2 separate regions of the Homo sapiens genome follow, and region 1 is linked to region 2. Evidence: chromatin contacts called from ENCODE Hi-C or POLR2A ChIA-PET data. All regions are on one chromosome and are shown on one strand. Each heading gives the region's core, a stretch centred on a gene start or an enhancer-like site at or near the end of the contact. The rest is flanking DNA. Distances are from core to core; before and after follow the strand shown.

Evidence for each region. Hi-C counts contacts between places; a loop is a spot of excess contacts on that map. ChIA-PET counts read pairs that join two places held with the same protein, here RNA polymerase II (POLR2A).
Region 1: a loop to region 2 is called in a map of GM12878, with 6 times the contacts of the local background. The contact joins two enhancer-like sites. A Hi-C loop is called at or near these places in 1 of 168 maps with a recorded cell type or tissue (GM12878). POLR2A ChIA-PET finds 5 or more read pairs at or near these places in 2 of 52 experiments (GM10248 and OCI-LY7).

The regions. Positions count from the first base shown.
Region 1 is chr3:112,127,704-112,130,580 of GRCh38, reverse strand. It overlaps GCSAM (germinal center associated signaling and motility), which reads left to right. Exons shown (of 6, transcript NM_152785.5): 2 at 68-136; 3 at 2,520-2,564. It also overlaps a transcript of C3orf52 not described here. Among named protein-coding and RNA genes, the nearest start is that of GCSAM, 4.1 kb to the left of the region's middle. Within about 2 kb of position 1,505, at least 7 of the 41 ENCODE cell types and tissues checked have a DNase peak (open chromatin) inside an H3K27ac peak, as active enhancers do; they include GM12878, where a contact is called at or near this core.
Region 2 is chr3:98,554,968-98,557,858 of GRCh38, reverse strand. No RefSeq gene overlaps it. Among named protein-coding and RNA genes, the nearest start is that of GPR15, 24 kb to the right of the region's middle. RefSeq lists enhancers at 1,296-1,375, 1,506-1,825, 877-2,076. Within about 2 kb of position 1,503, at least 6 of the 41 ENCODE cell types and tissues checked have a DNase peak (open chromatin) inside an H3K27ac peak, as active enhancers do; they include GM12878, where a contact is called at or near this core.

The DNA.
Region 1 (2,877 bases), core at 256-2,755, about 14 Mb before region 2:
ATTATGAAAAGAAGTGACAGGCCTGTTTAGGAAATACTTAGCCTGTTTCTGATATGTTGAGTTTCAGGCGGCAGCAGAACACTCAAGAGATGCCTTGGAATGTGAGAATGCAAAGCCCCAAACAGAGAACATCCAGGTGAGAGCAAAATCAACCAAACACCCCCCAGACCTTGCCCAAGGAGAACGAAGTATGTCAAGCCCTGGACTTCACATCCCAGTGAGAGAGGGCCCTGTTTAGACCAGTAGCAGTTGCAATAGTAACAAATGTGAAGACAGGACAAAAGATAAAATGCTTGAAAACTTTGGACAGGAGATATGCTACTTTGCTAGAAGCCTAATGTAACTCCTAGCAACAGGAACTAAGACCCTGCTAGTCCCTGTTATGCCCTGTTATAAAATAAAAGGTCTTATTTCCTGTTGTCATTTTGTTTGTCTATCTCAGGTACCTTTGTGCTCAACCTCCACCCTAGCCATTTTATTTTAAGCTATAGGTGTCTATTTCTGAAGTGACCACATGCCCCATGTTACGACAATTTTTAGAAAGTTTGTGGAGACACCATTGTGATTGCCCTGATGTTGTTAAACAAAGACCACCTCATTAATTCTTTTTGAACAGACCTTTCAAATGTCCAGCCCTAAAGAATTCTCTCTAAGGAAAGGAATAATTAAAATATGGAACTAATGTTCCAGGATCCAAGAATCCTAAGGGCTGACAAGGTCAGTTTTTCTGTGGCCTGTAAAGTTATCTGTGCTTTTCACATGGTTTCAGGAGGAGATTTTGAAAGAGGAGCAATTAAAAAACAAGCACTGTTGTTATTTTCTAACACCAATGCCCGCGTTAGGGGCTGGAGACCCAGAGATTCCTTTCAACAGGGTGAATTTTTTCAGTTCAAGTTGAGAATTACATATTTTCAGGGGTATCATTGGGCATATTTTAAGGCATACAGTTCAAATGATGAAATAAATCAGAAGGGCCACGGCATTATAACAAGGGAGAGGTTGGGTAGACCAGAGAGCCAGAGAAGGCATTGTGAAAGAGACAGATACCTCAAATTCCTGACACGTAGCCTAAGGGTATAGAGATTTGTCTAGCTTGCTTCTTGGAGGCTATCTGAACCCATCCCAAACCAAAACCACCATGTTGAAATGCAAGAATAAACTGCAGAAAAGTCAAGTAGGAGAAACAGCCAGCTTACAGATCGTTTTTGCCCATATTTAACCTCAGCTTATTCTTATAACTCCATGTGTAAGCAGTATATACATCCTCTTTTATAGATTTAAAAACTGTGGCCTCAGGAGTTCAGAGAATATCTCTCAAAATCATCCCCCTCCTCTTATCTCATTCATTTCTCCTCAGTGAATCTGGTTTGTTAACTTGGTGTGATTCAGTAGTTTTCTTACGATGTTTCCTTAGCAACAAAGCAGATAATGTAAGCAAACGGTCTGAAGCACATTGAAGGTAACCTAAAGAAGAGGAAGAGCTGCAGCTGTGCCTCTGGGCCCCAAAGGCTTTGATGATGCATAGATCTTAGAGGTTGTCAGAATGCTCAGCCAAGCAGGTGATCACAGCCAAGGTCACGATGCAGTCAGCCTCTCCTCCACTGCTCCTCCTGATGAAACTTCATGGGAAAGCTCACGGGGGGAGATATTTTTGGATGGTGTTTTCCAAACATTTTTACATACTGTAACTGATACTACTTTATAAAGGGCTTTCACATTCAACCATGTAGGTAGTTGACTATGCCTCAAATTCAGAAAAATGTACAGAATGATACTTATACATTAATGTAGATGCAGGACTGCAGAGAGATTCTAAGCCTTTGTGCTATAAGAGAGAGAAGTCCTGTTATTTAACTATATCGTTGGAGTCAAGGTGGTAGATTTGCTGACCTCCTGCACCAGGGTTGTCCTGTCCTTGGCTATTCATTCTGTATTCATATCTTCATCAAATATTTTTTGAAAACCCATTTACTGTGTGCCAGATGTTGTGTCATAGACTGGAAATACATACCACGATGAACAAGATCAATATGGTCCCCAGCTTTGTGAAGCTCACATTCTAGTGTAGAATATAGACAAGTGAGCAAACAATTGCAATATACTGTAAATTGGAGAAATTCAGAATATAGTAAAATACTGATATTGCCTAACCCATACCTGAAAAAAATGATTTGTAAAATTTCCATACACTTGTACCTTGATTTCCTGGGGATAACACTTACGTGTTCTTCATTACAAGGGAACCAAGGAAATTACCAGAATTGAGAGTGAGGAAACATTTTTCCTTTGCTGGGAACACAGCAGAAAGCTTTTTTCCTGATTAGGAATTTGATAGTATCATCTTCATCCTAGGAAGACAAAGGCATTCTACCATGAGAGATGTGTCCAAGTTATCTAGAATGAAACACGCTTGCGGGGAGAAAAAAAGTTTTCCACAGAAATGGCAAAAGGAAAGGAGTCACCTTAACAAAGCTGCAGAAATCAACCTTATGATTTGCCATCTCTCTTGGGTATTTTAGATGCTGGGATCACCATATCGCTGAAGGGTGTTTCTGCCTTCCATGGTGAGTGGACAGTTGTTTTTAGGAGTTATTTCCCTAAGTGTGGTTTCAATGTGGTATTTGCTGTAAGTTACCTGTGACTGTCTGTGGCCACAGTGGAAGCCTGTCAGTAGCCCAGATACAATCACCTAAGAGTTAATCAGGGAAGCAATCCTTCCAATTTGATGAGAAACAGGAACAATAGTCTCATGGGTCGCATGCTCTCCTCAAACAGGAAAGCCTCAGAAGCAAAGATGAAACTAGCTACTAACGTAGAAAACATACGTTTTTTTCACACTGCAAATCTGAGTCTGCATGTTCCGAAGCACACATTTCT
Region 2 (2,891 bases), core at 254-2,753:
TTTTAGGGCAGTGAAACTACTCTGTATGATACTGTAATGGTGGATGTATGTCATTACGCATTTGTCCCAATCCATAGAATATACAACACCAGGAGTGAGCCCTAATGTAAACTAACAACTTTGGGTTATTACAATGTGTCACAAAAAAACCTCATCTCATATCCTTTGTCATATTAAGGTGCAAATAACTGATGAAAAATTCAAGTGCTACAAGGAAGCTGTGTAGCTGACAGGCTAAAGCTCCAGTTCAGCTTGCAAGTGGGTGTGAGAGTCTACGGCAGCTCACAACCTTCCCATGAATCATAAGAGGATGGGAGTGGAGATGAGAGGTGAGAGGCAAAACTGAAAGAGGAGAGGATTTGATTTGAAGGCACAAGATTTGGGTTCTGGTGGTGGCTCTATCACTTCCTGGATGAGTGATCTTGAGAATTCCCTGAAACTCGTTTTTCTCACCTGAGTAACAAGCTTAAGAATAGCACATTCTATCTGTGCTTTAATGAGGATAAATTGAGATAATATATGAGGACATGCTTCACTAATTGTAGTTATACAAAAATGCTGGTTATTGGTCACAAAAAAGGCAGATGTGCTTTTGAAACATTCAGACTACGGTTTGACAATGGGGCCAGTCTGCCTGTATTCCATCATTTTTACTCTCCTTTTCTATTAACTCCATGTGTCCACTTTCTCATCCTAAAATTGGAATAAAAATATTTACTCTCCTGGTTGCTTAAAGGATTGAAATAGAAATGCATGTAAAGTAGAAAAGTATCTGTCTCTCCCCGTCTCTACTCCAGTAAGTGATCAACCAAAGTTGTTGCAATTTCCTTCCAAAATCCACAGGCAATGACATTAATCTGTGTTATGCTCAATCAAAAGGCATGCCCCAGTGACCCAGAAAAGAAGAAACCTGTGACATTCCCATTATTTCCCACAGGGCACTGATCACTTTCTACTTCTCCTAGCTCACCGTGTCCATCACTCATTCCTCAACCCTTTGGGTGGGAATGAGGCATTTGCCCCTACCAGTCTATTAAAATTGCACCTAAATTTACCTTAGAGGAAGTAAATTATAAAGAGCTCTTTGGACTGTTAAAAGTGAAGTGATGTATTTAGAAAGCGAGAGAATTTAAAAATACAGAACCATGATCAATTCTGTTTTAACTTGCAGTATATAGTTGAGAGCATGGTGTACAGGTGGGAACTGGAAAAACTGATTATTTGTTACAGTTGTTATATTTCTGAAAAAGGTGTTTATTCTTGTTTTCTTCACATCTGTTTCCAGTTGCCACTTGTCTTCTTGGGTGGAAATAACTTCTTTTCTATGAACTGGCAGAGTTTCTCTGGGTGTGGGGAGGTTCTGAACTTTGCGTGAGAGTGCTCTCCTTAGTTCAGTAATGAGATCAGTCACCAAGTCACCCCTTTGCTCTCTGGTGATGGCTGCCACCTCTTGCTTTCATGAGAAATGATAAAGCAAATGAGTCAGTGCCTAGGACCCTTCAAGAATGGCACGCGATGCTCAGCTAACCTCAAACCTTAGCTCTAGCTAAGGAGGTTTCAAAAAAAAGCCTTTGAGAAACTCTCCTTCCAGAAATACAGGCATGCATCTGGCTTCCTTCTCTTTTTCTCTATTGGCCTTTTATTTGGCGTTCTGGATTTCATTTAACTTTTTAAAAACACTGAAGTATGATTTTTAGTTTGAATAAAAAAGCAGTGATGTAGTAACCTGTGATCTTCCCCTTTAAGGTAAGATTCTGCAAAATTTTATGAAAAGACAATGTAGTTTTGCATAGTAGATGAGGGCAGAAATGTTTACTTTCCTAATTACCAGTTACCTCCTGGTCAACAAGTACAATCTGAGATCTTTTTGCTTACGTAGCGCTGTCAATTTCCTTTTTTCACCTGAGATAATCTTTTGTTTCGATAACTGTTTTCATAACCCATGCCGTGTTTTTTCCTCTGTTGTTTTTCTTTTTCTTTTTCTTTCTTTTTTTTTTTTTCAGACGGAGTTTCGCTTTTGTTGCCCAGGCTGGAGTGCAATGGCGCCATCTCGGCTCACCGCAACCTCCGCCTCCTGGGTTCAAGCGATTCCCCTGCCTCAGCCTCCCGAGTAGCTGGGGTTACAGGCATGTGCCGCCATGCCCTGCTAATTTTGTATTTTTAGTAGAGACGGGGTTTCTCCATGTTTGTCAGGCTGATCTCAAACTCTCGACCTTAGGTGATCCGCCCGCTTCAGCCTCCCAAAGTGCTGGGATTACAGGCGTGAGTCACCACGCCTGGCCCCGTTTTTCTATTTTTTAAACTACAGTAATTCTCTTTGATTTAAATATTTGTAAAGATATGTACAATAAAACTATTCTTAAATCATAGGGGAAAACAAAATATGGAGCAATAGAGCAATTCTAAATGAAATGCAAGCCTAAACTACTTTTTTAACAAGCTTTGTAAATAATCACTTGTTTGCAAAGGAGGTGGTGATTCATGTGAGAGGAGTAGAAAGAAAGATTTTGGTCCCTTTGAAATTTTATTATTGTTCTTCTAAGTACATCGTCTAGAAAGAAAGCAAACCAATAGCGTTTTGGAATTGTTTAGTCACTAATTGTATTCCATGAGCATTCTTTCTGGTTCACTGGAATTCAGTGTATAAGTCTGGGGACAAAGTGAAGCTCTGAAGTTATGAGCTTTGGACAGCAGGATGGCGAATTAAGGTGGTGGAAAAGGAAACTTTGATGTTGGAGAAACTGGTGTAGCTCAGAACGTAGAACAGAAAAAGCCAACTATTTGGCCAAAGTATCCATCTTTTAAAGAGATACAGTTTTAATCAAGTGAACAGGTAGGACTTCAGTCTGGGTGTTTATTTTTGTCTATTTATACAAATTCTTTATCACTCA